Linked DNA regions of Homo sapiens: region 2 is linked to region 1. The links are chromatin loops, found by intact Hi-C in ENCODE. Cell type or tissue: MCF 10A. All regions are shown on one strand. Each heading gives the region's core, and the rest is flanking DNA. Links, peaks and the distances in the headings are about the cores only. Region 1 overlaps FOXN1 (forkhead box N1). Region 2 holds the start of LOC105371710 (a long non-coding RNA gene).

What was found. Hi-C counts contacts between places; a loop is a spot of excess contacts. Peaks named below come from ENCODE experiments on the same cell type or tissue, not always from the same donor. Only the 100,000 strongest peaks of a DNase experiment are listed, where the experiment ranks them.
Region 2: it touches region 1 in a loop (13-fold over the local background); 3 of 110 quality-filtered maps call a loop at or near these places.

Annotation. Positions count from the first base shown.
Region 1 is chr17:28,532,395-28,548,251 of GRCh38, forward strand. FOXN1 (forkhead box N1) reads left to right here. Exons shown (of 9, transcript NM_001369369.1): 7 at 1,937-2,144; 8 at 2,313-2,804; 9 at 4,723-6,506. The coding sequence ends at 5,042. It overlaps UNC119 (unc-119 lipid binding chaperone), which reads right to left. Exons shown (of 5, transcript NM_005148.4): 3 at 15,605-15,707; 4 at 15,283-15,455; 5 at 14,314-15,015. The coding sequence ends at 14,903. Among named protein-coding and RNA genes, the nearest start is that of UNC119, 12 kb to the right of the region's middle. RefSeq lists enhancers at 14,540-15,377, 15,215-15,324, 15,345-15,394, 15,378-15,857. In MCF 10A, for the core only: a CTCF peak has its summit at 8,505 (motif pointing left); a DNase peak (open chromatin) is centred at 8,497.
Region 2 is chr17:28,224,751-28,240,607 of GRCh38, forward strand. It overlaps LOC105371710 (a long non-coding RNA gene), which reads right to left and starts at 3,090. Exons shown (of 4, transcript XR_934638.2): 1 at 3,017-3,090. It also overlaps the pseudogene PYY2. RefSeq lists enhancers at 1,422-2,072, 2,723-3,372, 3,373-4,022 and a silencer at 14,113-14,407. In MCF 10A, for the core only: CTCF peaks have their summits at 8,720 and 8,922; a DNase peak (open chromatin) is centred at 9,301.

The sequences.
Region 1 (15,857 bases), core at 6,174-11,173:
GCCCTATGGGGTGACCTGGGCAGGGCCCTTAGCTGGGGGACAGAGTTGGAGGCTAAGCTCTGTCACTGCCTCCTTGTGTGATCCAGGGCTAGGCCCTTTCTTCTCTGAACCTCAGTTTCCCAGTCTGTAAAGTGGGTCAGATCCGTTGGCACATAGATTCCTTCTGACTCTGACAGTTCCCCTGTGACCCACCTAAGGAAATTCCTTAGTTCAAAGATCCCCCACCTCTTTCCATCTCTCACTTCCCTTTTGAAGATCATTTTTCTGGGCAAGGATAGACTGGACCCTGGAGTGGCCAGCACTCATGCCCAAGGCAGCTGCTGTGGGCATCCCATAGCCCCATGAGTCAGGGATGTGGGGCTGGGGAAGTGTCCAGCCACTGGACATAATTGTTAGTGCTGACCATCCCTCTTCCAAACAGGAAGTGGCTGGGGTGGGGGCTGCCCTGGCATCCCAAAGTCACAGATTCATGGGGCCATAAAAGGCCCCAGCGCCCATTAACTCCGCCCATGGGGCAACGTGGCCTTAACTCCTAGTGGAGACTGTGGTGGGAGTCGAAGGTGAATCCCTAGTTGGCTGGTCTGGTGGCTCAAGAATCCTCCCTGGTGACCCTGGGAGCCTTAGGGGTCATCTCAACCAGCAACCTGCCCCAGGCCAGCTGCCCCCAAGAAAGGCTGCACCAGGTCCTGCCAGCCACTTGGAGTGACGCTGGCATCAAGACCCAGTTCTGCTGGGCATGATTCAGCTTGGCTGCTCCCTGGGGCAAGTGAGCTGAGGAGGAAGGAGTGGCCGCCCCTCATTAAGCAGAAACTTTGGGCTGAAAGGGGGAGGGGCCAGGGAATGAGGGCGAAGGAGCCCCACCGGCCAGAGCGAGTGCCCTACCCACAGTCAGCCCCTGCTGAACTCAGGGCTGTCACAGAGCCTGGAACAGAGCTGGAGGTGGGCGGGCAGGGGGCCCACTGGCACTCCCGCCACCGCCTCTCACCCAACTGAGTCAGCCTAATGGTTTTTACAACCCTCCCTGGGCACAATTACCACACTGGTGGCATGACCAGGCCTCCTAATGGGTGTTTATTCTATTGGCACGAGCACCCCCCCCCACTGCCTGAGGGCTGGCCTCCCCACCAGGGCACGCCCCCTGGGCACACTCATGCAAACACTCACACCCACACATCATACGATCATGGCTACCCACAGTCACACCCAGAGAGACTTTCTCACACACAGCCATCCTCACAGTCGAGGAATTCATGGACCCATGAAGGAGTATCCAGGAGACGTTGCTTATGCCAGGATGACACACTTAGGGACGTATGCACATGCTCATACGCACTGTCCCTTCATATACCAAACCCACTTAGACACACAAACATATGTGCAATGCACACACCGCACACACCCAAACACTCACCAACCTCGCCCATCTTTCTTTTCTCCCAAGTTAGTCCCAGAGGGGATAAGGCAGACCCAGGAGAGGAGCATTCTTCCCCTAATTCCCCTGTCTAAAGCCAGCCACAAGACCTCAGAGTAATGAGTCCCCCTTCCACAGAGGGGTCCAAGCACAGGCATGGAGACCCAGTGGGGAGTGGCTCAGCTTCAGATGGGAGAGTGTTGTGGGTCAGAAGGCCTCTGTAGCGCCCACCAGCCCTGGCTTTCCGAATCACCTCGGCAGTCCTCTGAGGGGTCAGGAAGGGATGCGGGTGGGATGAAGGCAGATTTGAGATGAAAATAACTTGGGGTCAAGGTTCCTGTTCACCCGTCCCCTACCACCAAAGGGTACCAAGCAAGGGATGGGTGCTGAGGAGGACAACAAGCCCCAGAGTGGGCGGCAGCTCTGTGCCCAGAGGAGAAACAGGAGTGTTCTAGAACCCAGACCTGAAGCCCGCTCTGGCTTCCTGAGCCTGGCCTGAATGCTTGTCTTGCTCTGTTCCGGCAGACAGCACCCGATGGCTGGAAGAATTCTGTCCGGCACAACCTATCCCTCAACAAGTGCTTCGAGAAGGTGGAGAACAAATCAGGAAGTTCCTCCCGCAAGGGCTGCCTGTGGGCCCTCAATCCGGCCAAGATCGACAAGATGCAAGAGGAGCTGCAAAAATGGAAGAGGAAAGATCCCATTGCTGTGCGCAAAAGCATGGCCAAGCCAGGTGAGGCCGGCCGGGCCACGCAAGGAAGGGCCCAGGGTACTCATGAGCCAAAAAAAAAAAAAAGAGAGAATCAGAGAATGAGGCAAGGCCCCGAGTAAGGGTTCCAGTCTGGGGAAGACTGTGGAGGAGGGAGGTCTCATGGTGTTCTTTCTCTCTTGGGCCTTTCAGAAGAGCTGGACAGCCTCATTGGAGACAAGAGAGAAAAGCTGGGCTCCCCACTCCTGGGCTGTCCGCCCCCTGGGCTGTCCGGCTCAGGCCCCATCCGGCCCCTGGCACCCCCAGCTGGCCTCTCCCCACCACTGCACTCACTCCACCCAGCTCCAGGCCCCATTCCTGGCAAGAACCCCCTGCAGGACCTACTTATGGGGCACACACCCTCCTGCTATGGGCAGACATACTTGCACCTCTCACCAGGCCTGGCCCCTCCTGGACCCCCGCAGCCATTGTTCCCACAGCCGGACGGGCACCTTGAGCTGCGGGCCCAGCCAGGCACCCCCCAGGACTCGCCTCTGCCTGCCCACACCCCACCCAGCCACAGTGCCAAGCTACTGGCCGAGCCTTCCCCAGCCAGGACTATGCACGACACCCTGCTGCCAGATGGAGACCTTGGCACTGACCTGGATGCCATCAATCCCTCACTCACTGACTTCGACTTCCAGGGTGAGCTGGGGGTGGGAAAGGGAAGGTGGGACAGGACTGGAGAGGAGCACCTGGCAGTGGGACTCATCTTCTCCAAGTCTCCAGACTGCAGCCTGCAAGTGGCTGGGTTTCTGGTCAACTGAAGCAGAGGAGGCTGGACCTGGCAGGGGGAGCTTCCCACTTGCTCTCTGCCATCCAGAGAATGGGGAAAGAGGGATGTCCTTGCCCCTGTCTCCCTCCTCCTGGTGCTCCAAACATGGTCCAACTGACCTCATCATCAAACCACTCTTGGCAGGGCACAGTGGCTCACGCCTGTAATCCCAGCACTCTGGGAGGCTGAGGTGGGCAGATCACCTGAGGTCAGGCATTCGAGACCAGCTTGGCCAACATGGAGAAACACTGTCTCTATTTAAAAATGCAAAAATTAGCTGGGCATGGTGGCATGCACCTGTAATCCCAGCTACTCGAGGCTAGAGAATCACTTGAACCCGGGAGGCGGAGGTTGCAGTGAGCCAAGATCGTGCCACTGCACTCCAGCCTGAGTGACAGAGCGAGACTCCGCCTCAAAAACAAACAAACAAAAAAACCACTCTCAGCTCTGGAGAGACTGCAAAGGGCTCCGTGTTCTATTCTATACTCGATTGTGAGTGACCAGTAGTCTGAACATTCTCAGATGCATTTGCATTTTATCAGAGTTCATCTTCTAAAGCAGAAGGAGAGAGACTCTACCCTAGAGGAAGAGTCTCAGAGCTGGGCAAGTCCTGGAGAGATTTGGAGATAGGAGTTTGGGGAGGGTTCTACCCATTCCACTCCATCTTGGCTGCTCCGTCTCTGCAGATGGCTAAGCCCACCCATTCCCGTCTAAATTCCAGTGCATCCCAGGCCCTGATACTGGCCACAGGAGGTTTGGAACGGGGTGACGACCCAGGCCTCAGACTCTGTGTGCACAGGGGTGGGGGACATTCACAAGCTGATGGAGGCAGCCTGTCCTCAGAGAGCTCCCAACCCGATGGGGAGACAACCCAGGTTTAGGAAGCTATTAGAAAAGTGCACATAGATCCTCAGCCCAGTCCAGAAGTGGGGAGCAGGGCTCAATCAGCCTCAGAGGAAGCTATAGACATGTGGGATACGAAAAACATTTACTTGATCCCCTGCTAGGCATCAGGCATCAGGCTGGCTGCTCTCTATGTGCTTTCTCATCTGGGCCTAGAGGATAGGAAGGATTATTAAACCTGCTTCATGGAAGCACACAGAGGCTTGAGAACTTACTCTAGGTCACTTAGCTAGAAAGAGGGAGAGTTGGGACTGGAACCCAGGCAGCCAAATCCAATCCAGGGTTTAGTCAGGCCCTCTCTCTCCAGAGCTTGCAGCCTGGATACCCAGTGCAGGAGCCCCAGGCCCTGGTCAGCCATGATGAGGGTCCACAGGTGGCAGCACTGTTTGCTCCTCGGACTCAGGTGTGCATCCTGGCTCTGCTCCCATTCCCTGGGCCCTGCAGTGGAGGAGACCCAGGGAGCCATGCCCATCCATCCCATTAGGTCCAGAGTACACTGCCGGAAGCTGCTTGATCTGGGCTGCAAATCTACCTTCCTTGGGAGACTGGGCATGAGCCAGGGTTCACTCCCAAGTGCACAACATTGGCATCCATGCTGTCAGCCTGTCAGCAGGCATCAACCCCTCCCCAATGCCCACCCCCCAAAAAGAACCACAGAGGTCATCTAGATCGACGGCTTTCAGATTGTGCTACACGGGAGGAGGAATCTGAGGCTGAGAGGTTCAGCAACTGCCTGGGGTCACAAGCTAGTGCCAGGCTCTGTTCCCAGCACATGTCACCCTGACCCCTGCTCTCTGCAGCATGTGAAGATTGACAGGGAGGAGGGGCCAGACAGGGCTCCTCCGGTGCCTCCCAGTGACACCTGTTCTCTCCTTCCCCATCTAGGAAACCTGTGGGAACAGTTGAAGGATGATAGCTTGGCCCTCGACCCCCTGGTACTGGTGACCTCATCCCCGACATCATCTTCGATGCCACCACCCCAGCCACCACCTCACTGCTTCCCCCCTGGGCCCTGTCTGACAGAGACAGGCAGTGGGGCAGGTGACTTGGCAGCCCCGGGCAGTGGTGGCTCCGGGGCACTGGGTGACCTGCACCTCACCACCCTCTACTCTGCCTTTATGGAGCTGGAGCCCACGCCCCCCACGGCCCCTGCAGGCCCCTCTGTGTACCTCAGCCCCAGCTCCAAGCCCGTGGCCCTGGCATGAGCTGTGCCCAGCTTCGTCAGCTCCAGCGTTTGCCTGGTCTGGAAGTCCTGGCCGGCCGCCCACATCGGGCTCACCTTAAAGGTCAAGGAAGGAAAATACTACCTGTCCCCTATGCCACTAAGCCAACGTGTGTGTCAGCTGGTAGCTGGGGGCGCAGAGGACATCACCTGGGGTGCTGCCTCTCACACATTTCTGCCACGTGGTGGCCCAGCTCCTCACCCAGGGCCCCCAAAGAGCAAGCGTCTGGGCAAGAGGAAAATGCCCTGTCCCTAGCTCACACTCATCCACACTTAAGCCCTCGTGCACACACACAAATTATTCAGATGTACACCCACCCACATATCTTACAGCCAGAGGAACCAGCACTCCATCACTGAGAGCCCGACTTCGTTTCTGGGGCAACTGAGAGCTGAGCGCTTTGCTTACCAAAAGCTCAGGGCCCTGTGCCAGGCCAAAGATCCCCCCAGACCCCCATTCTGACATCCACATGCTCTGCAGTCCTGGCCCCCTCGTCATTTTCTTTCCCAGAAGCGCCCTGTATTTATTCCCCCATCTTCATCCCAACAGCCCAGCAAGAAGGAGGAGACAGAGAGCTCCTCCCTGGGTTGTCTGTGGACCCCCCCAGGAGCTGCTAATTGGCAGCACCCACTCAGCCATTCTCTACCCATCCTTAGTACATGCTCTGTCCAGCTTTCCCCAGGGTGACATACAGAAGGGGCAACATCTACCCGGGCACCAAACTGAGCCCAATTCCGAAGCAGTGTTTGGAAAAGCCCTTGCCCTCGGAAACTTGAACATGTCCTTTTTCCCCAGTCCCGGGTGCAGGAAGGGCCCCCTCCAGGTCACCACAATCTCACTCCTCCTCCAGAAAGAAAAGTTCACATAGTTTAGGTCCTGGCTTAACTCTACTTATGATGGTTCAACTTACACTTTTTCAACTTTAAGATGGTGCAAAAGCAATACACATTCAGTATGTTCCTCGACTTAGGATGCGGTTATGTCCGATAAACCCATTGTAAATTGAAACCACCGAAAGTCAAAAACCACTTTCGACTTACGATGTTTCCCACTCACGATGGGTTTCTCCGGATGTAGCCCCATCATAAGTTGAGGAGCACCTGTTAGTTACTTCCAACTGTCTCAGGCAACCTGGGCATTCAGGAGAAAAGCCTGGCACAGGGTGACAGGGAAGCACCCATGCAAAGCACCCCCGCTTTGACTGCTTGGCAGACCTAGGGTGCCCGGGAAGCACAAGGGATACCCTTGGCCCTGCGGGGTGTGGCCCAGGTGCCTGCCATGAGCCTGACCCCATCGAGGGGGAACCTCAGCCCACCCTGGGCCTGGGGGTGACAAGAACTTCCACAGGTTGGCCCCAGGCTTATAGGAGGCATAAGCAGATCCCGCGATGGCTTGTCATTGTCCCCTGTCCTGGAACAATAAAGCAAGTGCCTTGTGGTCTCACTACCAAGCTTTCATTTCTGGCCCCTCTCCCTAAGCAAAATGGCCAGGCCACACTGATGGCAGATGCCCTGGGCCTGTGACGTCCCTGTCACCCTCACCCAGAACTAGGAAGTTTCTAATCCAAAGAGTGAGGCATCTAGGAAAACTTCTTGACCCACTGGGGAGGCTGAGGAGCAGGTGAGCAGGGCCTCTTCCCAGGAGAACTTCCAAAGAGATGCAGGGAAGAGGCTGCCCTGGCCAGAGGAATGGAGGGGATGCCCTCCCCCAGACCCCTTGCCTCTGAGGTCTGCCCACTCCCTCTTTGCACCCCCATCTCCTCACACAAGAAGGAGTTGCTGCCCTGTCCAAACTGTGCCTTTCTGCTTCCAATCTGTCCCTGGCTGAAAGAGATGCCAAGTGGTTTGGGGCCCTGAGTTCCACAGGTGACAAAATGGAGCATGCCCTGGTGCTGTGTGCACTGCTGGTCCTGGAGAGTGGTCTCTGGATGGTCAGGGGCTCACTCAGTCCCACTTCAGACTCACCCCCTAGGTGTCACCTCCAGGTGGGGTTGGTGTCACCGCAGCACTGTCTCAAGAGAGATGGGGCAGATGTGGGAGCCAAAAGCACATACATGATCCCCAGGTCCCAGAGCAGCCACAAGTGGTGTCTCTGCTTAGAAAGCTCTTCTTGGATGAAGGCTGGGCACGGTGGCTCACGCCTGTAATCCCAGCACTTTGGGAGGCCCAGGCAGGCAGATTACCTGAGGTTGGGAGTTCAAGACCAGCCTGGCCAAAATGGTGAAACCTCATCTCTACTAAAAATACAAAAATTAGCTGGGCGTGGTGGTGGACGCCTGTAATCCCAGGTACTCAGGAGGGAGGCTGAGGCAGGAGAATCGCTTGAACCCGGGAGGCAGAGGTTGCAGTGAGCCGAGATTGGACCACTGCACACCAGCCTGGGCAACAGAGTGAGACTCTGTCTCAAAAAAAAGAAAAGAAAGCACTTCTTGGATGGCTAGGCACAGTGGCTCATGCCTGTAATCCCAGCACTTTGGGAGGCCGAGATGGGTGGATCACTTGATATCAGGAGTTCGAGACCAGCCTGAGCAACATGGTGAAACCCTGCCTCTGCTAAAAATACAAAAATTAGCTGAGTGTGCTGGTGGGCACCTTTAATCCCAGTTACTCAGGAGGCTGAGGCAGGAGAATCACTTGAACCTGGGAGGTGGAAGTTGCAGTGAGCTGAGATTGTGCCACTGCACTCCAGCCTGGGTGACAGAGTGAGACTCTGTCTCATAAAAAAAACAAAGCTCTTCTTGGGGCTGGGCCCAGGGGGCCAGCCAACACCTACCTCTGAGAGGATAGGTCTGCAAAAGACCCCATAATAGAACCCCACCTACCCCAGCACCCGCCCCAGCAGAGGCTGGAAGGCTAGATGCAGGGCTGGTGGGCTGAGGTAGGATAGGGAGTGGGGAAGGCATGGCCAGCGGGTGCACCCAAGAGGAAGGCCCACCTGCCCCAGCCTGGCCCTGGCTGTGTAGGAAGCAGGTGCAGGCTCTTTGCCAAGACCTCAGGCGATGTTGCACACCAGCTCTGTCCAACCCTGGGCCTGTGTCTTGATGACATCCAGGCCCCCAAACACAGGGCAAATGTTTCCTGGGAGAATCCTATTGGGACCCATTTGCTTGCCTCGGGTCCTGAGACTCTGAGAGCTCAGACAAACCTGCCTTATATACCCAGGCTAGGCCATCTCCTCCAGGAGACCCTCTGTCAAAACTCTGGCCAGTGGGCACATTCAGCACACCTGTGTGTGAACTGGCCCCTAATGCAAGAAGACAGGTAGCAAGCAGGTAGGACTTGGGTCTAGTTTTGTGTGTGTGTGTGTGTGTGTGTGTGTGTGTGTGAGAGAGAGAGAGAGAGAGAGAGAGAGAGAGAGTGTAACCAGGCCCTCAGACTTTTTTTAACTGGGCCTCAGTTCCACCCTGAAATGAGCCCCACACTCCCACTCATATGCTGCCCCCTGCTGGCCACCCCATACCAAGCATATAGCCATTATTAGAGTGAGCAACCATCTTTTTAATTTTATTTTTCTAAGTAAATATGGGGTCTCGCGATGTTACCCAGGCTAGTTTTGAACTCCTGAGCTCAAGTGATCCTCCCACTTCAGCCTCTGTTAGGTGCTGGGATTACAGGCGTGGGCCACCGCACCCACCTAATGTTTGTATTTTTTGTAGAGGTAGGGTCTCACTATGTTGCCCAGGCTGGTTTCAAATTCCTAGGCTCAAACAACGCCACCTCCTTGGCCTCCCTAAGTGCTAGGATTACAGGCATGAGCTACCACACCTGGCCAGGGTGAGCAACAATTTGTCTGAATGGATGCAGCGTCTTCAAGTCCGTTATTTGGAGGGAATTAATCCTTTTGCTCAGGGATTCTAAATGTGAGAGATCTCAAATGGATTAGAATTCCCAGGTCAGGAACTTGCATGAAAAAGTTACATCTTCATTTTCTCTCATCCTTACCTGAAATCTAGAATTTCCCTCTATTGTGAATGTCAGCAACAAATCACACTAGCATTGGCAATACCTGTGACTTTGTCAATAGAAATCACAGATATTTTGTAATTGTATTATAGATAGTACAAAATATGTACAAATATATACACATGCACACACATATACACACACATAAAGTAATTTGTCGCTTAACAACAGACATACGTTCTGAGAAATGTGTCCTTAGGCAATTTTGTCATTGTGCAAACATCATAGAGTTTACTCACACGAACCTAGATGGTAGAGCATACTGCACACCTAGAGGCTCTATGGGATAGCCTATTGCTACTAGGCTACAAACCTGTGTGGCATATTAGTGTGCTGAATTCTGTAGGCAATTGTAACACAATGCCTATGTGTGTTTCTACAACACATAGAAAAGGTACAGTAAAAAATACAGTATTGGCCGGGCACGGTGGATCACACCTGTAATCCCAACACTTTGGGAGGCCAAGGCGGGCACATCACTTGAGGTCAGGAGTTCAACACCAGCCTGGCCACCAAGGCGAAACCTCATCTTTACTAAAAATACAAAAAATTAGCCAGGCGTGGTAACACACGCCTGTAATCCCAGCTACTCAGAAGGCCAAGACAGGAGAATCTCTTGAACCCAGGAGGCAGAGGTTGCAGTGAGCCAAGATTGTGCCACTGCCCTCCGGCCTGAGAGACAGATCAAGACTCCGTCTTAAAAAACATATATATATATATATATATATATATATATATACAGTATTATAATCTTATGTGACTGTCGACATATATGTAGTCTGTCATGACAGACACATCGATATCTAGTGCATGATTGTAGATACACACACACACACACACAGTCATCTCACAGTGGTTCCAGGGCCTCCCACAAATTCCAAAATCCATGAATGTGCAAGTAAGTCCCTGATATAAAATGATGGAGTATTTGCATATAACCTACACACATCCTCCCGTATACTTTAAATCATCTCTAGATTACTTATAATACTTAATACAATGTAAATCCTTTGTCAATCATTGTTATACTGTACTATTTAAGGACTAATGACAAGACAAATGTCTGCACATATTCAGTACAGACATTTCTGATGCACAGTTGGCTGAATTCACAGATGCGGAACCTATGGCCAATTGTATATAGTTTTTAATACATAAAATAAATAGGATAGGCCTGGCAGGGTGGCTTACGCCTGTAATCCCAGCACTTTGGGAGGCCAAGGCAGGAGGATCATGAGGTCAAGAGATCAAGGCCATCCTGGCCAACATGGTGAAACCCCACCTCTACTAAAAATACAAAAATTAGCTGGGTGTGGTGGCATGCACCTGTAGTCCCAGTTACTCGGGAGGCTGAAGCAAGAGAATCGCTTGAACCTGGGAGGCGGAGGTTGCAGTGAGCCGAGATTGTGCCACTGTACTCCAGCCTGGCAACAGAGCGAGACTCTATCCCAATAAATAAATAAATAAATAAATAAATAAATAAATAAATAGGATAACAATATATTTTATGTTCCTAAAATCCTTTTTATTGTCCATAGGCTTTAGCAGACTGACAACAAGAGAGTCTGTGACACATAGAAAAGTAAAGCAAGGGGCTGGGCCTGTAATCCCAGTAGTTTGAGAGGCAAAGGCAGAAGGATTGCTTAAGCACAGGAGTTCGAGACCAGACTGGGCAACATGGCAAAACCCTATCTCTACAAAAAATTAGCTGGGTATGGTGGCACATGTAGCTTCTGTAGTCTCAGCTACTTGGGAGACGAGGTAGGAGGATTGCTTAGGCCCAGGAGTTTGAGGCTGCAGTGAGCCATGATTGTGCCACTGGACTCTGGCCTGGACAACAGAGCGAGACCCTGACTCAAAAAAAAAAAAAAGGGTAATGTCCTTGCTTTAGTTGCCAGATGGTGGGGAAGTGGAGGGTGACTCTTAGGGGAGGGGCCAGGCTAGGGCGGCCTGGGACAGCAGCTTTTTAACAGCTGGAAGGGAAGATCTTAGTATTTTAACCACTGGTTTGGCAGTCCCAGTGAGCACCTTGCCGGCCAGCCCAGGAGGGCACGAGCTGTGGGTTTCCCTGTGGTACTTGGGCTTTCCTTCTCTACCCAGGGGCAGGATCCTCATGACACCCCTAAAGAGTCAAAGCAGGCCAGGCACGGTGGCTCAGGCCTGTAATCCCAGCACTTTGGGAGGCCGAGGCGGGCAAATCACCTAGGTCAGGGGTTCAAGACCAGCCTGGCCGACATGGTGAAACCCCGTCTCTACAACAATACAAAAATCAGCCGGGCATGATGGCTGGTGCCTGTAATGGGTCCAGCTACTTGGGAGGCTGGGGCAGAAGAATCACTTGAACCCGGGAGGCAGAGGTTGCAGTGAGCCGAGATCATGCCATTGCACTGCACCCTGGAGATCATGCCATTGCACTTCACCCTGGGCGACAGAGCGTGACTCCTTCTCAAAAAAAAAAAAAAAAAAAAAAGAGTCAAAGCAAAAATGACTGGCCCATTTCAGAGACAAAAGGGAATTGCCCCTTCAAGGTCAACAGCTCATCAACATCAGAGCCAAGACTAGCCCCACCTCCACCCTGTCTTCCTCCCAGGCAGCCTCTAGGTTCCTAGGGACAGTGCCAGGAACTAAATGCAGCAAGATGTACCATTTGCAATAGGACTAGTGCCAGAGGCATGAAGACTTAAAAGAAGGCATGGGGCCAAGGCTTTTCCCAACCTAGGCTCCTCCAAGCCCAAGGAACGCAGGCCTCTTTTCAAGGTGAGTGCCAACTGGGTGCCTACTTCAGAGATGAGAACCTCAGAATAGGGACCCTCCTCTCTCTCTGAAGATGGAAGTGCAGCAGGCCCAATCTAGAACCTCAACCCAGTTTTACTTAGCAGCTGCAGTGAGTAGAACTATTATCAGGGTATTGGGAAAAGGTCCTCTTCCTTGCTATACCTTCTCTGCAGACTTGTAACCCCATAAACTACAACAGCAAAATCACCCCTATACTGGCCTTTCTTTCATACCTGTACAGCCTCATCTGCAAACAAATCCCTCCCTTCCACATTCTTGTCCTCATTCTCCTTCTTTACCTTTGTGGCAACTGATAGTTCCTGCCCACTTGCTTTGTGATGAAATTCTTTCCTCCAAAACATGGCTCTGCTCCCACCTCCCTGGAGGCTCACTCCTCCTGTCTCCATTGTTTCCTTTCCTTCCGCCCTGCTCTCAAACACTGGCCTTCCCTAAGGTGATACATTCTCGTTCAGGCACCCTCAATTAGGGGATGGGGATTTGTATTATAATAGCATTGTTTGGGAGAATCCCAGTAATTGCAGGACATTTGGCATTCCTAAATAACAAGAGTGTCAGTGGAGGACCCCATGATCTCAGCCACCATCATAGCTTCAGAAATCACCTTGTGGCCGATGGCCTCGACAATCACCACCTCCAGCCCTTATTCCCCTCCTGGTCTTAGGGCCCACCTTTCCTGTCTTCTGGTAATTTCCTCCATGCCACAGCATGTCCCAGTCTGAAGTCACCCTCTCCTGCTGGCATCCACCTTGATCCAACCTGCATTCCCAAACCCAGTGATGGCACCTGTAGCTACCCCAGCACCCAGGCCACAAACCAGGCAGTCAGCCTCACCTCCTCCCTCTCTCCAACCCACTCATCCAATCAGCCACCACTCCTGAGGATCTCACCTCTTAAAAATATCAGTTTCACCTGTTTCTCTCCATCTTTGAGGATACTGACCTAATTCAGTTTCTCTTTCTCTCTCACCAGATTCCTGCAGCACCCTCCTCATCCTCACTGCCCCCCTGCCTTTAGTATGGTAGTGCATGGAGCCGGACTGCCTGGATTCAAGTCCTGGCTCTGCCACTTCATAGCTGTGCAACGTTGGCTGGGTACATTAACCTCTCTGGACCTACATTTTCTGTAAAATGGGCATCATAATAGTGCCTTCCTCAGAAATGACCATGTTTATGAGTTAACACATGTAGAGCACCCAGCCTGGCACTCAGTAAATCTTGGCTATTAGTGTCATTCTTTCCAATCCACCATTCACTCAGCAGCCAGAGATAATCTGACCAGGTCATGCCCACTTAATCCTCCACAGGGGCTCCCCACTTCTCAGAAGCCCTGCTCCTAAGGCTCTGCCAATCTGTCTTCTTTTCACATCATATTGACTCTTGAACACACCTAGGCTTATGCCCATAATCCTGGCACTTTGGGAGGCCAAGGCAGGAAAATCCCTTGAGCCCAGGAGTTTGAGAGGGAGACCCCATCTCAAATAAATAAGTAAACAAACAAACAAACACCTGACAAATCTTGCCTCTGAGCCTTTGTTTATGCTGTTCCCTGTGCCTAAGCACTCTTCCCCATCAATTTCCATCACAAGCACCTGCTCCAGTGCTACCTCCTCTAAAAATCCTCCCCAGAACCCTCCACACAGAACGACTCTGATTCTTGCTCTCCGTGTCCCCAGTCCTTTTTTTTTCCCTAGGGACGAGTATGTGTTCCTTGTGTCTCACTCATTTCAGAATTCCCAGAATTCAGTGCAGATCCTAGCTCCACCCCACTTCCCCCAGCAAGGGCTTCACAGAATCAAGCTGAATGCCAGCACTTCTGGGCCTCCTAGGGCCAGAGCTCCTCAGCCCAGAGGGTGCGTCAGCTCTGGGCATATCTGAAGGAGGGCCTGAAACTGTAGGGTGTGCTCTCTGCCCACCTCAGTTCCTGAATTTCCTCCATTAAGCAGCCCCCTCCTCTGAGTCTGGGGTGGGGGTGGAGGCTGAGGGCAGTGTTATGTGCAGGGCTACCCAGGCATGGGGGCTCCCCAAGGCAGCTGAGGGCAAGGAGATGGCTCCAGGCCTTAGCCAAAGCCCTGCCACCGTCTATCATGAGGGCTAAAAACACAACCCAGTGGTCCTAGTGGCCTCTGGGGTTCAGGGAAGGTAGCGTGGAGGACAAGGCCAAACCCCCACCCCCCACACCTTCCCCTTGCACCCTGGAGTTCAGGGCCTTTGTTTCGGCCTCTGTTCTGCCAGGGTTGGCTCTGACTTTGGGCCAAAGCTTCCCCTCTCAGGGTCTGGGTCTCCTTCATCACAAGAAAGACCCTCTCCAGCTCCATCATGTTCTAAATGCTGACTCTATATGGTGTCAGGGTACAGAGAATCAGGGGACAGGAAGACTAAGGGGTGAGAGTGCACTGGAATGTGGGAGGTAGGAGAAATTTTTACTGCCTTAAGCACATTCCTGCCTATCCCTGCTCCCTTCTTTGCCCATACACACAGAGGCTGGCCACACCAGAGAACAGAAAAGGAAAAAGTTTATTGAAAACTATATACAGTTGGTCCAGCTCCTACCATGGGCTGCAATCTCAGCCAGTCCCTCCCACACCTTAGGCAGTGTCTTGGCCCCTCATGGGGAGGGATGGGGCTAGGCCTAGGGCCCAGACTCCCTTGGGTGGCTTGGCAGCTGGAGCCCACCGTGGATCTTTGTAAATTTACAACTCTAAATGGCCTGAAGGTAGTGGGCAGGGGACAGGGAATGGATCCCTGCCTGATCTAGTCACAGCCTTGATAGGGGAACACTATTCTGAAACTTGGGCCCAAGTAGGGCCCAGCTAAGTTGTCCGGAAGTCCTGACTGCTCCTCTCACAGGCCTTCCTAGACGTGGAGGCAAACAGCCTCCCTACGACCCCACCCCATGTAGCAGGCCGCATGGGCTTCATGGGCTTGACTGGGGACACCAGGTACCCTTCCTCCCAACATTGACTCAGGGTCCGGAGCTCCTGGAGAACTCCCCAAGCAGAGGACTTGGGGTTGAGGGGTGAGCGTTGGGGAGGTCACAGCTCCCAGCCCAGAACTGGAGCCTCCTGGGGTCAGGGCAGCCGTGGGGTCAGGGTGTCCCGCTGTAGGAATAGTCTGCTTTATTGTGCATCACCAGCCGGTCATCCACGAAGTAGAAGCTGTCAGACTGGGTCTCATACGGGTGGCGGATCATCTCGCTGACTGCAAGAGAGGCCCAGCCAGGCCGGGCAAAGGTCAGGAGCTTGAGTCCCGCCACTGCAGGGGCTTCAGGACTGGGGTACAGGGACAGCCAAACAGCCTGAAATATCCCCAGCCTCTTTCTCTACGGATGATATGGGAATGGTGGCAGACACAGAAGAGCCCCAGGGTGGGGAGAAATGGGATCAGACCCACAAGTCCCTCTCCCTCCCGCAGCTCAGTCTCTAGACGCCCCCACTTCCCCACTCCCAGAAGACCCTGCCCGCGCACTCAGCTCCTCGGAGAGAGGGGGGAAGTCGTAAATGTGCTCGCAGGTGTTCTTGCTGCTGGGGATGCAGAAGCCAAAGTGGAAGTCGAAGCTTTTGAGTAGCTGGTTGCGGAAGTAGTGCCTCTCGATCATGCGGAAGTTGTTGACAGGCTTGTCTCCCACTGTGAACTCCACCCTGAGCAAGAAAAGGAGGCAGGGCTAAGTCTGTCCTTGAAGTCAACTAGCCAGCCAGGCTCAGGACAGGCCACCCCTACGAGAGGCTGAGAAGGGCCCACTCACACCCTCTCCCTCACCCCCACCACCACCCATAGCCCAGCGACTCACGTGGCTCCCACCTGCCTCAGGCGGAGGAAGGCAGGCGTGAACTGGTAGCGGACAAAGCGCCCAGCATTGGGGTCCAGGTCCCGCCGGTTGATGGGCAACCGTTCTGCAATGTACCCCAGCTGGGGCTCAGTGGGCTTCAGGCTGGGCCCTTGTCCACCCAGGGTTCTACCCTTGGGTCCCCATCTATCTGATTTTTTTTAAACTCCCCAAGAAATTCCGGGGCACACTGAGGGCTCAGACCATTGGCCAAATA
Region 2 (15,857 bases), core at 6,601-11,600, 310 kb before region 1:
CCCGGCCACCACCCCGTCTGGGAGGTGTGCCCAACAGCTCATTGAGAACGGGCCAGGATGACAATGGCGGCTTTGTGGAATGGAAAGGCGGGAAAGGTGGGGAAAAGATTGAGAAATCGGATGGTTGCCCTGTCTGTGTAGAAAGAAGTAGACATGGGAGACTTTTCATTTTGTTCTGCACTAAGAAAAATTCCTCTGCCTTGGGATCCTGTTGATCTGTGACCTTACCCCCAACCCTGTGCTCTCTGAAACATGTGCTGTGTCCACTCAGGGTTAAAAGGATTAAGGGTGGTGCAAGATGTGCTTTGTTAAACAGATGCTTGAAGGCAGCATGCTCGTTAAGAGTCATCACCACTCCCTAATCTCAAGTAATCAGGGACACAAACACTGCGGAAGGCCGCAGGGTCCTCTGCCTAGGAAAACCAGAGACCTTTGTTCACTTGTTTATCTGCTGACCTTCCCTCCACTATTGTCCCATGACCCTGCCAAATCCCCCTCTGTGAGAAACACCCAAGAATTATCAATAAAAAAATAAATTTAAAAAAAAAAAAAAAAAAGAGTGACTGAGAGAGCCCTGAACTCTCCCTCTCAGGAGAGCTCTAAAAATAGCACCCACAGCCATCTGTCCTGGGGCTGGAGGGGCTGGCTCAGAACCAGCGGCCTGGACAAGTTGGCCCCTTCAGCCCCCATGGGTTGATGGGACATCTGGAAGTACTGGAGGTCTGGCCAGGCCAGGGAGAGGAAGCTGGAAGGGCTTTATGGAGAGACCTTCCCACAGCCCTCTCTCCTACTGGGCAGGTGGGTTTGAGGGGGTTGGCATTCTGGAGGCCCTTCCCCTACTCAGCCTCTCATAGTGGGTGGTGGGCCCCAGACTTAGGCTTCCGGTCCCTGCTCCCAGGCCTGCCTCCGGCACCACATGGCTACTCCAGGTGCTGAGGCTTTCTGCCCCTCACAATTGAGAGGTCCTCTTCCTGGGGTCTGCCTCACCCTCCTTTTCCTGTTTGAATCATGGGTGACTTTGGCTGCTTCATCAGGGCTTCAATTTCCTCATCTGGAAAATGGAGATAAACTCAGCTCATTGTTTTGTGATGTCCGAAATTATGTACTACCCGGTGCACAGTAGGTGCTTAATAAACATGAGTCCTTTCCTTCAAAGGATCTGGGCTTCAGAGCCCAGTGGAGACTGCCATGGGCTGGGGACAGTGGCATGTGCTTGGGAAGGCTTGGCATCACTCAGGCCCAGAAGACACCAGTGCCCTGATTGACACCTGCATAGGGGTGGGGACATTGCCTGGGGAGAGGGCTCTATGCCACACATGGCTGGACCAGGGTCTTTGTGTGCCAGGCTGGATACACAGGTAGCTGACTCAGCTGCTTCTGGTTGGGGGACTGGCTTCTGCCTCCTCCTGCCTCTTTTCCCAACTCTTTAATGGAGAGAGAACATAACGGAGTGTTCAGAGAGGCCTCTCCCCCAGGATATCATAAACTGCAGGCCAGGAGCCCAAGGTCAGGTGCTCCCACCCCTGCCTCCAGGAGAAAGACTTTCCCCCAGAGGTCCTGTCACTCCTCAGCCCTTCTCCAAGGTATTACTGAGCAGAGGCTGAAAAGAGTTGTGTTTTGGAAAGAGTGGTCACAGATCCCACAGGCTGGAAGAAATGTGTCTACCCTCCCACCCCCCACTCCCACCATGGACTGGCTAGGGAAGACAGAATCTCATTCCTGGTCCTAGGGGCTGCCCCAGGAGTCTAATCCAACCACTTCACTTCCTCAGGAGGCTGGACCTGCCCCTGCGGGGCTGTGGGCTGAACACAGGGTTCAGGCTAGGTACCCCATCCAGTGGGACCCCAAATCTGAGCATGGCAGCTGCCCCCTGAGCTCCTATGAGGTGGAGACGTCACACAGTGGCTGAGCGTAAGCTCAAGGATCTGGTGCGGGTGGAAGGAGGAAGAAGGGCGCACCCCCTGCTGGCTCCCCCTCCCCGTGGGACTCCCTTTCCTTTCCAGGCGGGGATATAAGCCCCGAAAGGAAAGCCCTGAGCAGAGGAGGCCTCAGCTTGACCTGTCCCAGTGCGCCCTTGAAACTTTCCTCGCCTTCCACCTCCTGCTCATCTGCTTCACAAGCTGTCGCTGTGAGTGGCTGGAGCTCAAGCATGGTCTGGTACTAGGAAATCCAGGCTGTTTTGTGGGGAAACTGAGGCTGGGATGGTGGAAGCTGGGGGTGAGTGGTGGGAAACTGGATTGGAGGGGGCCATTGGAGGTGGGAAGGAGGCCCGGGAGTCCCGTTGCCAGCACAACCCTCTTTAATCTACCTCTCTGGACAGCAGCGGGGGTGGGGGTGGGGTTACGTCAGGCAGGGCTTATGTCCCTCTGACAGATTAGGAAACTGAGGCAGGAGACGGTGCAGTGCCGGAGAACATATGGCAAGCTGGTGGCTGAACCTTGGTCCGCTACCAGCCCCAGGGAGAGCACCGGAGCACGGCCCCGACGGCAGCCGCAGCCTCCCGCCGTGGAGGGTCGAGGCTCGGAATGACCCACACCCCAATGTCGCCTTCCCAGGTGGTGTCGGTTCGCAGGTCGTGGCCTCTCATGGCCACGGTGCTTTTGGCCCTGCTCGTCTACCTGGGGGCGCTGGTCGACGCCTACCCCATCAAACCCGAGGCTCCCGGCGAAGACGCCTTCCTGGGGTAGCTGAGCCGCTGCTACGCCTATCCTCGCCACTACCTCATCCTGGTCACTCAGCCGTCGTGAGCGCAGGCGCGGGGCGGGCGGAGCGGGACCCCTGGGGCTCTCCCCCTGCGGCCCCGCTCCACCGGGGGCGTGGCTAGATCTGACCGCGCCCTTCCAGGCCCCGCCCTCAGGTATGGGAAACTAGGCCGCCCGGTCGCGCGCCTCTCCAAAACGTTCTTCCCAGACTGCGAGGACCGCCTCGGCAGGTGGCGGTAAAAGCGCCCCCATCAAGTCACATAACATCCTGCCTCCGAGAGCGCGGTCTGGCCCCACCCTGGTCCATCACTTACGACGTCTCCCAGGCTTGCCTCCCCGGATCGGATTCCTTTCCCTTCGATCCCGCAGGCCGGAGGCGCAGACCTGTGGTGAGGACACCCGAGGCCTCCTGGGAGACCTGCAGACCACGCCCACCTCATTTACATGTTCACTCCCGACCCTGGAAACCCGGATTTCGCCTCCGGACAGCGGCGTCTGGGCAGGGTTCGGGTACTGCAGTCCCGCGTCTGGATGCCCCCGCCCCCTGAGCTGCAGGGCTGTGTGTGGTCCTTCCCTGGTCCCAAAATAAAGAGCGAATTGCACAGAAACGGAATGTGTGCCTTTGTATTTTCTTTCCTTTCTCCTTCGTGGAGGTGGCGTCTCGTGGAAGTGGAGGGTGGAGGCGTGGGGGCCAGAGGAGAGAAAACCTACTCGGACAGAGGCGCTCCAGGACAAGGCTGGGGCGAGCGCGGGGGTTCCCTCTGCTCGGAGCCCAAGGAAAATTCGACCACCCAGCCTGGGGCTGGACAGCGCCCAGACCAGGGGCTGCTGTGGAAGGAACTCTAGTTGAGTGGGGGCAGGGGTGGATGGGTTTCTGGAAAAAGGGGCAGGGAGCGTGGACAGGAGCCGCGGGAGAGGCAGGTAATTTCTACCGTCCCCCTTTCCCCGAGCAGAGGAGCAATGGGGAGTGTGGAGGCTGCCCGATCGCTAAAAAACCGCCCTCTCTCATCTCGCTGAATCCACACTCAGTGGATAAGTCAGGAATTGTGCTTTCCTAGTGACAAGGCCATAGGGACACCCTCCCATGTACCCCCCTCCCCTGGACTAGATACTGAAGCCTAAGGGCGCTGTGGATGTTTAAACTCACCATTCTGCACCGATTCCAGAGCCTGCCTGTAGGGTGATCTCCCCTGACATGCACCCTTTCCTGCCCCTTTCCTCCAAGAAGCTTGCCTTGATTGCCTAATTGCACTCTTCCTGCCCTCTCTGGCTGCCCAGCTCTCAGGGCCTCTGCTCTATTCACTGAGACTTCTGTCTGTGTCTTTGTGTCTTGTCTCCCTCCTGGGGCCTCAGGAAGGAAAGGCCTATGTCTCCTTCCTCAGCCTCCTGTATCTATGGGATGTCTCCAGATGCAGCCTCCTGTATCTATGGGATGTCTCCTGGGCCTCTAGTTCAGCAAGACCTGCCCAAATCTTGCAGGGGGCTAGGAGATGAGGGGGAGAATCAGGGTTGAGGCCAAAGCCTTTGACCCAGAGAGGGTGAAAAGGACAGGAAGACTGCAGGCATCCCTGTGTGGATCAGGGTTTTGAAGTACTGTTTGCAGTTCCATGGCTCTGGAAGAAGAGAAGACTCTAAAGCTAACTCTGCCATAGCTGCAGAGGAGGTCCCTGCTTGGACACAGGTCCCCAGGGGGCCACAGGGCTCTGACACCCACCCTCCCCTGTGCTGCCCTCCAGCCTCCCTGGAGGTAGAGCTGAAAGGGTGAAGCTGAAGAGGCAGCTGTAGGTCACTGGCTATGTGGATTCTGATGCTCTGTGCCTTTGCCCAGGCCACTGTCCCTGCTTGCAGAGAGCCCTTTCCCTCTCTTCAGCCTGGAAGATACTCTCAGGATAGTGGTCACCTCCTCCCGGAAGCCTTGCCTGATTTCCTGGGGATGGAGTTAGTTTCTCTGGCTCCCTCTCCCCACTCATTATCTTAGACCCACTTTCCATCCCATTTTGCTGCCTGTCTTCTCTCCTGCGATAGGACAGGTGGGATGGGAGCATACAGTGGCTACCCGGAGCTTCAGCTCACTGTGTGGGTGGGGAGTGGGAGGATGTGTCTGTGCGCTGGTGTCTGTGATCCCTTATCTATTGGTCTGCCTGGGAGAGCTGTAGTCAGTTTAAGGTGGATGGAAGAGAGACCTGGTATGAATTAGGCATGACCACAGACAATTTTTGCCCAGCTTGTCATGTCTCATTGACCATCAGTGACATGGGTCCACCTCATGTTCATTTTGAAGAGTGTTGAGCAGTTTAGGGTAATAATATTATTAATAACTATTATTAGTATAATAATTAATATAATAGCAATAATTACCTTTTCCAAAAAGCACTTATTTATGTGCTAGACTCTGAGCTGTTCGTTTTACATATATGATATTACTAGGATATTGATTTGGCTTAAAAAAACAGATAGAATTAACAGTGACTTAAACAGAAAGGAAATTTATTTCTCTTACCTGAAATGCAAGTGACATCTGGGGAGCTGGCCTCTCTGCTCCACGAGGGCATCCAAAAGCCCAGGCTCCTCATTTGTGGCTTCCCCATGCCCTCATCTATGTCATTGACAGGACTGAAGACAGCCTGCCATGACCTCATCTGTGTTCCAGCCAGTGGCAAGTGGGGGAAGGGAGAGGGTAGGTGCTCTGGTTACTATGTTGTATAATAAGTTACCCTAAAACTTGGCAGCCTCAAACAACCATTGTATGTCACTCATGATGTTGTGGGTCAGGACCAGGAAGCGCTCACCTCAGCAGTTCTCGCTTTGAGTCTCACATGCGGATACCATCAGAGGCTGGCAGATCTGCAGTTATCTAAATGATCCACCGGGCTGATGCCTGAGGAGTCTCACTCCCATGCTGGTGCCGGCTGTTGAGTTCAGCCGGGGCTGTTGACTGTCGTACCTACAAATGGGCTCTCCAGCACGATATTCTTGGGGTAGTTGGACTTACATTGTAGCTGGCTTCCCGCTTATTTCCAGAGAATTGGATGAAGATGGCATTGCTATTTAGTTTGCTAGGGCTGCTGTAGCAGGACGAGTCGCAGACAAAACTCCTGAGACACCGGATTAAAGAAGGAAGAGGTTTTTTATTCGGCCGGGAGCATCAGCAGACTCGCATCTTAAGAGCCGAGCTCCCCGAAAAAGAAATTCCTAGCCCTTTGAAGGGCTTACAACTCTAAGGGGTCTACGTGAAAGAGTCATAATAGATCAAGTAAGTGTGAGGAATGTGACTGTGGGCTACCTACATCAGCTAACACTACAAAAAGTTTTACAGTGCTTTCTCACACAATGTCTGGAATTTACAGATAACACCAGTAGTTTTGGTCAGGGGTTAATATTATTATCATTTTAACCACCAGGGCCAGGTGGTGGCGCCAAGGTCGTCTAGCTATTTATCTTTCTTCTGTTTCTTTCCAACTTTTTGCTTTCTCCCTTTTCTCCTGTCTTATAAACTAGGGAAAAGGGGAGGTTGGGGAGAAACTGGGAAGGACAACAGGAGAAGTGGTGGTCTCGTACCATATTCCCCCCCTTTGAGAATTTTCACTTTTTAGTGGGAGTTCTCACTCTCATCCTCACTTTCTGAGTCTCTTTGCGAGATAGAGCGATAGTGATTCATATAATACACGTGTGCTGAAGTTTTTTGATGAACCAAAGTAGCAACAAAACATTTTATCATTTGAAAAAGCAAGGGTAATACACAGGGGAGCAGCAAGCAAGTTCCTATTACTAGCACTACACCTACAATGAGGGTTTTTAATCCTCCTGTAGCTGGAAACCATTTTCCAAAGAAAGACTCAGGATCAAACTCGTGCCAAACCTGTACAGACACATGTGCCACCTTTGTCATGTCCCTGACTATGTTTTCAACCACCTGTCCTTGATCATCTATTTGTAGGCAGCAACTGGTTAAGTTAAATTTTTCACAAACTCCTCCTTCAGCTGCTAGCAAGTAGTCCAAGGCCAGCCTATTCTGAGAGATAGCATTCCTCATTTGGGTTTCCTGCCAAGCTAAAACAGTCAAAGTTTCATTAGTAATTATTTCTAAGATGGCCTGCAACCATATGATCTGATTGAGCATGTAGATGGGGATTCAGTATCCCCATGAGCTGTCTTGTGCCCATGCGGCAGGCCCATAATACTGTATGATCCTTTCAGGGGGCCACTCATTATCTTTCCAGTTTCCTATAACTATGCCTCTCTTGGGAGGCATAGACAGGGAAACCTAGGAGCTCACCCGTTTTTATGGGTAATAAGAAAAAGGACGGCTTAATAGTGCCAATAACACAACTGCCTGCCCATTTATTAGGTAACCGAATGTAGGCTCCGTGCCCACATATCCAGTATAGTCCAGCGGGAGCTGCCCAGTCCTGATGAGATTCTGGATGAGCCCAGGCAGTTTTTAATTTAGAAAATTTACTAAATGGGTTCTTTTCAGTGTGGTTTAGGCCCCACCAAGTAATTGTCTTTGTTGTGCTGTTGTACAACTTCTGTCCTATACAATTAAGCTTTCTTACAGGGATGATAAAGACTTTCCCTTCTCTAGCTATACAGTATTGTCCAATAATTGAGGTTTTTAGGACCCAGAAGTTGCTAGCTTGGGCCTTCTGAACTGGAATTACATCAGGAGCTGGATCAGTAGGCACCAACTCTCGGGCTTCCCAAGGCCATCGGTCTCCGATAGTGGTTCCCCCGCATACATAACAAGAAGTAACATTAAGGGAATGAGCTACATTTTCTGCTGATTGGATAAACAAATTTTTTGTCTTTTTCGGAAGTTCTGGTGCTGGCAGATTCAGCTCCTCATAAAAGGTTTGAAATACTGGCTTGGGAGAGCGCTTGTGGACCTCCCCTCTAATTAAAATGGCAACTTGGGGGTTTAACCCCGTCCCATCGATCCCCAGGGTTACACGTTCTCCCTTTTTCTAATGGGGATCTAGGGGATTGGTAATTATTAGTTCTAGTGGGTTACAGTGACCGGCAGCACAGGAAGGGTTGGCTTCCCCCTTCTGAAGATGAACCGGGTCTTTTTTGTTCTTTTTCCAAGTAGCCCAAATAACACATGGCCAAAAGGCACAATTTTCACAATCCCCTGACTCATGACAAACATATTTATTTTCTACTCTGTAGCTCCTTTCCCAGTTAAGAGAACCACATTCTGTTCCTAGTTTGTTACTATTAATGGCTGCACAAGCATCAAATCTTAAAATTATTTGTTTGGGGATTCCTTTTTCTTCTGTTCTAGTTATTATTTTACTTGTGTCACCTAGGAAAAGGCTAGTTCTTAATCTTGTTTCAAAAATGGTGGTTGCAGGGGGCTCAGATGGGTTATAACACACATCAGGTGGGTCATTTCCCAGGCTACATACCTTGTACTGAGTGGCATTATACAAACAAGTTTCTTTTAACATTCCCATATATTCATAATAACTATAGAACAGAAAGATTGTTTTAATTTGCTGTCCTACCTCAGTGACCTGATGAATACACTGGGAACAGTCCCCAGTTTGAGTAAGGTCAGTTGAAGCCCTTACTGTGTAAGTCCAGAATTTAAGAAAAATGAATCCCACGATGAGCTTCCTCATGCTTCGGCCGTGCGTGGACCAGTCAGCTTCTGGGTGTGACTGGAGCAGGGCTTGTCGTCTTCCTCAGGGTCACTCTGCAAGGGTCGTCTGGGCTTGGTCTTGCCTCCCAGGTTTCAGGTGCTGCAGGTTTTACACGGCTGTGGTGGATCCAGGCTGGGATTCCCTCTACCTTCACAGCGGTGGGAGTGGTCAGGACGACAGACTACGGTCTTTCCACCGTGGGCACAAAGAAGTTACGTTCCAGTCCTTGATCCACACTCGATTACCTGGGGAGAAAGGGTGAACTGGGGAGAATAAGCTAACAGGGCATCTCTCATTTACCCAGGCTGAGATTGTTTGTGTAATTTTTCCTAAAGCCTGTAGTTGTCGCTGTAACTCAATTTCACCTAACTCTCGGGGAGTGCCTGGAAGTCCCTGCAATATGGGAGGGGGCCTATGATACAATATTTCATAAGGGGAATATCCTGTTCTTTTAGAAGGGGTACATCTAATTTTAAATAATACCATAGGGAGAGCCTGTATCCATTTTAATCCTGTTTCCTGACATACTTTCCCTAAGCTATTTTTGATAGTCCAATTCATCGACTCCACCTTTCTGGAACTCTGAGGCCGGTAGGCAGCATGCAGTTTCCATGTGTTCCCCAATACCTTTGCCCTCTTCTGTACCAAGTCAGCCACAAATGCTGGCCCATTATCTGAGCCGATCCGTAAGGGCAGTCCAAATCTAGGAATAGGATCTCGAAGAAGCACACAGGTTACTTCACGAGCTTTCTCAGTTTGTGCTGGATAAGCCTCCACCCACCAGAGTAGGTACACACAAGAACTAGTAAATACTTGTTACCTCCACACTTTGGCATCTCTGTGAAGTCCACCTGGACATCTTCAAAGGGGGCTGCTCCATAAGCTTGTATGACGGGCGGAACAGCTGGACCTTGCTTCGCATTATGCTTTGGGCAGGTAACACACCGCTGCGTCACCGTTTTGGCAAGGGCTGACAAATGCAAGATGTAGAAATACCGGACTAACAACTTTTCAAGTGACTCCTGGCCTAGATGGGTGGTTTTATGCACAGCCAGCACAACTGCGGCTCCTAGCAGCTGTGGCACAGCTTCTCTCCCATCTGGTAACCGAATCCATCCTTCCTCCATCACTTGTCCTCCCTCTGCCTGGAGAAAGTCCTTTTCTTCTTTAGAATAAGTAGGTAAAAGATCAGGCGCTTGAGGGAGCAGGGGTGCTGTGACTGATGCCCGGAAGGGGGCAGATGCTGCTTTTCGAGCCTCTAAGTCAGCGCGGGAATTCCGCAAACCCACCAAGGTGGAAGCTCGCTGGTGTCCTCTGCAATGCATAACGGCCACCTTGTGTGGTTTCCATACTGCTTCTAATAATTGCAAGATTTCTTGTTGATATTTTATGTCCTTTCCCCCAGAGTTCAATAGGCGCTTTTCTTTATATAATGCTCCATGCACTTGAAGGGTTAAAAAGGCATACCGAGAGTCAGTGTAAATGTTGACAGTCTTACCTTCACTGAGTTCTAAGGCCTGAATGAAAGCAATGAGTTCAGCTTTCTGGGCTGAAGTGCCCTGGGGCAACGATCTGGCTTCAACAACAGTGCCCAGGGTTACCACCGCACACCCTGCAAATCTCTCTCCTTGTGGGTTGATGAAGCTGCTCCAATCCACGTATAGTTCCCAGTCTACTGATGCCCAAGGCTGGTCCCAGAGGTCAGGTCTGCTAGAGTAAACTGAGTCCAATACTTCTACACAATCATGCTTGACAGGGCTCTCTGATACCGGGAGCAAGGTAGTGGGGTTCAGGGTGTTACAAACTTCAGTGGTTATACGGGGATTTTCACAGAGCAAACTTTGGTACTTAGTGAGTCTAGCATTCGCTAGCTAATGATGTCCTTTAGTATTCGTTAAAGTCACCACAGCATGGGGGGCCTTTATGTTCAGGTTTTGCCCAAGAGTCAGCTTATCTGCTTCTTGTACTAGCAGGGCAGTTGGTGCCAAGGCCCTCAAACATGGGGGCCATCCTTTAGCAACCCCGTCTAGTTGTTTAGAGAGATAGGCCACCGGCCTCAGCCAGGGCCCCACAGTTTGGGTTAAAACTCCAACTGCCATCTTTTCTCTCTCTGACACATACAATGTAAAAGGCTTTGTCAGATCGGATAGCCCCAGGGCTGGGGCTGACATAAGTTTTTCCTTTAACTCATGAAAGGCTTGCTGTTGCTGGGATCCCCATTCAAAAGGTCCCGGTCCCCCCCACTTTGTGACCTCACACAAAGGCTTAGCTAATACTGCAAAGTTTGGGATCCACAGTCTGCAAAACCCCGCAGCTCCTAAGAATTCTCTCACCTGCCTTCTGGTCTTAGGCTCTGGCAGATTGCAAATGACCTGCTTTCTTCCTGATCCCAGGCTGCGCTCCCCCTGTCGGATAGTAAATCCCAAGTAATGTACGTGCTGTTGGCAGATCTGAGCTTTTTTCTTGGACACCTTATACCCACAGTCCTCCAGGTGCCGGAGTAGTGTGTCTGTTCCCTTGGCGCACCCGACTGCCGTGGGGTGTCCCAGCAAAAGATCAACATACTGGAGCAACACACAGCCTAGGTCTCTGGTGGGAAACTTCTGGTGGTCTCGAGCCAACACCTCCCCAAAGATGGTGGGGGAGTTCTTGAACCCTTGGGGAACCCGGGTCCAAGTGTACTGAGTAGTGACACCTGACTCCGGATCTTCCCACTGAAAGGCAAATAGCTTCTGGCTCTCAGGGGCTAATCTGATGCTAAAGAAAGCGTCTTTCAGGTCCAAGCAGGTGAAGCAGCTGTCCTCAGCTGGCAGCAACCCCAACAATGTGTACGGGTTAGGTACTGTTGGATGTAAAGTCACTGTAGCTTGATTAACCAAGCGCAAATCCTGTACCGGCCTGTAGTCCTTGGTCCCAGGCTTGGGAACAGGCAGGAGGAGAGTGTTCCGTGGAGACTGACAAGGAACTTTAATTCCAAAGGTTCTTAGGCACTTGAGATGGACCTGGATACCTTCAAGAGCTTCTCTGGGGACCGGGTACTGTTTTTGCCTAACCAGCTGGTCCCCAGGCTTAACTTCTATAAGTATGGGGGCTTGGTTGACTGCCAACCCTGGAGGGTTGTCTTCAGGCCACACTCTTGGCCACCACTTAGCCAGAGCTGGTCTTATCTCTTGGCTCAACTCAGTTAAGAAAAGTCTCCATTCCTCCTCTCGGGGGACCGTAAGGGTCATAATGACTCCCGTTCTGGGTAACTTTAGCAGCAAAGAGCCATGCTCTGTAAAAGAGATAGTGGCTCTCAGCTTGCTAAGCAAGTCCCTTCCCAACAAGGGCAAGGGACAGTCAGGCATGTACAAAAACTGATGAATCACTTTATGTCCTCCTACAGTACAAGTCCGGGGCAAGCAGAAAGCTTGTTTTGCTGAAACTCCCGTGGCTCCGATTATGTCAATAGTCTTTTTGGATAAGGGGGCGACCGGGGCGGTTACTACCGAATGTTCAGCACCGGTATCTACAAGAAAATCAATGTCTTTACCCCCAACTGTCATCCTGACCATAGGCTCTTTGGGGGCCCTTGAGCCCAGTCCCCCTCAGTCCAATAACCCTTCTGCCAGGTTGAGCAGGGCCCCTTCCTCCTTGTCTGGTGCCTCCTGCTCCAAGTCACCTTGTTTTCCTTTTAGCTGAGAGCACTTGTTCTTCCAATGTCCTATTTCTTTACAATAAGCACACTGATTACGCTGCAAGCTCTGACAGCCAGGCTGAGTTTCTTTCCCGGGGCCCCCCTTCCCTTGCCTCTTTGGGGGGTCCCCTCTGATTGCTGCAGCTAACAGATCAGCGTTTCGCTGGGCCTGACGTTCATTCTCTTTCTGGTTTTCCTTACGGCTTACTGCATCCCTGTTTACAAACACCTGGTTAGCTATTTCTAATAACTGTGATGTGTTCATCCTTGCAAACCCAGCCTGTTTCTGCAGTTTTCTTCTAATGTCTTCTGTGCTTTGAATAACTAAAGCCATGTTAATCATGCACTGATTTTCAGGGCTATCGGGATCAAAGGGAGTATACATACGATAGGCCTCACACAGTCTCTCGTAGAATTGTGCTGGACTTTCTTCTTTTCTCTGAATGACCTCAGAGACCTTGTTAATGTTTGTGGCCTTCTGGGCTCCCCTCTTTAATCCTTCCAAGAGAGCTTCCCTGTATCGGTTTAGCCTTTGCATATCCTGTCTTTCATTTGGGTCCCACTGGGGGTAGGTTCCCAGTAACTGGGTCCTTACATCCTCTTGGGGGTTTTTGTAATCAGTCGGTGCATGTTCCTCTAGCCACTTAGTTGCTGCTTGGAGCACTCTCCGCCTTTCATCTGTGTTAAAGAGGAACATGAGCAACTGGTGGCAATCAGCCCTAGTGGGGTTATGGGTCTGGATAATAGTTTGGAGCAAATCAATTAGAGCTTGTGGCTTTTCAGTATAGGATGGGGTATTGCTTTTCCAGTTGAGAAGGTGGGCAGAGGTGAAGGGCTGGTACCCAAAAACACACCTCTCCACCACGTGACCATCCTCATCTATACCAGTATACTGCTGCTCTCTCAGGGGCATTTGTATCCCAGTTTTGTGTCTTAAACGAGCTGCCAAGGGAGGGGTTTCTCCCGAGGCTTCACCTCCTCTCTTGTCTACTGTGGGTGGCCTAAGGATATGTTTGTCTTGCGGAGGTACAAGCACTGTGGAATCAAAAGTGGGGAGCCCCTCTCCCTGGTAAGGGGAGGGCACCACTGGGATCACTGGTGCCATCTCCTGCAATGTATCTTCTGATGTTGGGTTGAACAGAACTTTAGGAGTTGGTTTCCCTCAGACGGTGGAGCGGGATCCTTCCTTGGCTATCTGTCCCTTTGCTACTAGCACTGCTGCTGCCTGCCCTCTTAGCCACTGTGGGGGCTCTAGCACCAGCTGTAACCAAGTGTCTATGCATGGGAACTGGTCTGAGTGTCCTGACTTACCAGTTACCTTGTGCCATACCTTAGAAACAAGGGACCTGTCCAGGCTTCCTTCTGATGGCCAACCCACTTCTAATGTTGGCCAATCTATTTCACACAAAGTTCTAAGTTTCCCTGGTGTCATAGTAACCCCATAGTGTCCATTAAATCCCTTCTTAAAATTTTTCAACACAGTTCCTAGCGGAGTAGGCTTACTTTGTGTCTGACCCGTGTTTCCTCAAGACAAAACACCAAGCTTACACCACACACACACCACAGAACAAAGAACAGGTAAAAAGGGCACACACACACTTTTTCAGTTTACACCAAACCAGAATCAAAACCAAAATCCGAGTATCCAGAAGTCCAAGCCAGGTCAAAACCAAAACCAAAATATCAAGCAATTCAAGTCAAGTCAAAAACAAAAACCAAAGTGCCGGTACAGGCACGCCATGGGTGATCAGGCCACGCTTCCACTCAGATGGAGTGGGCAAGTTCCAAAGACCAGTCTTACCAAGTTTCAAATGTCCGGACTCCAAGTGCCCATTCCTTCCCGGTGTTCAGCCACTGCGTTGATCCTCCACAGGGGCCTGCCACGCACTGCTCTGATGAGGCGTTCCACCGGGGCAATTGCCTACCCGGGAGTGGTCTCAGGATCTGCGTCACTCAAGCTGGCCAGAGTCCCCCACAGGGATGCTCCACAGGGCAGGCCTAAGCCACCTAAGGGGCTGCCTCGACCCTCCGTCCATCAATTACCTCGCTTCCCAGGCAGGGAACCAAGAAATGTAGCAGGATGAGTCGCAGACAAAACTCCTCAGACACTGGATTAAAGAAGGAAGAGGTTTTTATTCGGCCAGGAGCATCGGCAGAGTCGCATCTTAAGAGCCGAGCTCCCCGAAAAAGAAATTCCTAGCCCTTTGAAGGGCTTACAACTCTAAGGGGTCTACGTGAAAGAGTCATCACAGATCAAGTAAGTGTGAGGAACGTGACTGGGGGCTACCTACATCAGCTAACAGTACAAAAAGTTTTACAGTGCTTTCTCATATAATGTCTGGAATTTACAGATAACACCAGTAGTTTTGGTCAGGGGTTAATATTATTATCATTTTAACCACCAGGGCCAGGTGGTGGCGCCAAGGTCGTCTAGCTATTTATCTTACTTCTGTTTCTTTCCAACTTTTTGCTTTCTCCCTTTTCTCCTGTCTTATAAACTAGGGAAAAGGGGAGGTTGGGGAGAAACTGGGAAGGACAACAGGAGAAGTGGTGGTCTCCTACCATACTGCCATAGTAAAGAGTCACAGACTGGGTGTTTAAACGACAGTTCTGGAGGCTAGCAGTCTGAAATGAAGGTGTTGGCAGGGTTGATTCCTTCTGATCTGTTCCAGGCCTCTCTCCTTGCCTTGAAGATGGGTGTCTGAGCTGTGTTTCTTCACATCATCTTCCCTCTATGCATGTCTATTTCTGTGCCCAAATTACCCTTTTTATAAGACCAGTCCTACGGGATTAGGGTCTCACACACTGTAGTATGACCTAATCTTAACTAATTAGATCCACGATGATTCTCTTTCTAAATAAGGTCACATTCGGAGGCAGCAGGAATTAAGACTGCATCATATGAATTTGGTGGGGGGCGGGGACATGCAATTTAACTTATAACAATTGCTTTCCGTGACCCAGCCTCAGAAGTCACATGGCATCCTACCCCATACTCTGTTAGTCAAAGCAGTCACAAGTGCACACACATTCAAGAAGAGGGGACATAGACCCCACTGTAGAATCACACATGAGATAGGAGATATTTTTGTGGTCATCTTTGAAAAATATAATCTGCCACAGGCAGACACATCCATTCCTAAAAACAGAATGGCAAAAATCACTTTAACTCTCAGCCCACTGGTTAAAGCCTAGTCTCATGGCCCCACTTAGCTGCAAGGACAACCTATGAGACATCTTTAGCTGAGTGTCTGCGGGCCCATCGCAAGCTCTTTGTTTTTAAAAATATTTTTATTTATAAATGGATTTTTTTGTTGTTATATAACAAACCTACATATGTACCATCTCAAGCTCTTTGATGATGAAAGGAGAATGTGGATATTTGGGCACCTAGAATTATCTGCTAGAAACATGATATCCTTTGGATGTCATTTAGAAATCATTGGGTCCTATCTCTTCATTGAACCAATGGGAATCCCAAGGCCAAGAGGGAGAGAGGCTTGCAGGAACCCATAGAGTGAGGGACAGAGGTAAGAGTTCTCATCCCAAAGCAGTTCTGTTTCTACTAAACACGAAATCTAAACTATTTCCTGGAAACTCCAGGCATTTCATAACACCCCTTCCTCCTCCTCCTGCAATTCCTCAGTGTGTGCCCCTAAAGTGCTCAGCCCCACTGCCACAGCCCCACTTCTGTGAAATAGCATTTCCCCCTGCCCCAACCTTCAAGGCCACTTCAGGCCTCATTCCCTCCAGGAACCTTCCTGCCCTGCCCTCCCTGTTCACCTCCCCAACACTGTATTTTGTAGCTTGGTGTAGTCTCTATTTCAGCAAGAA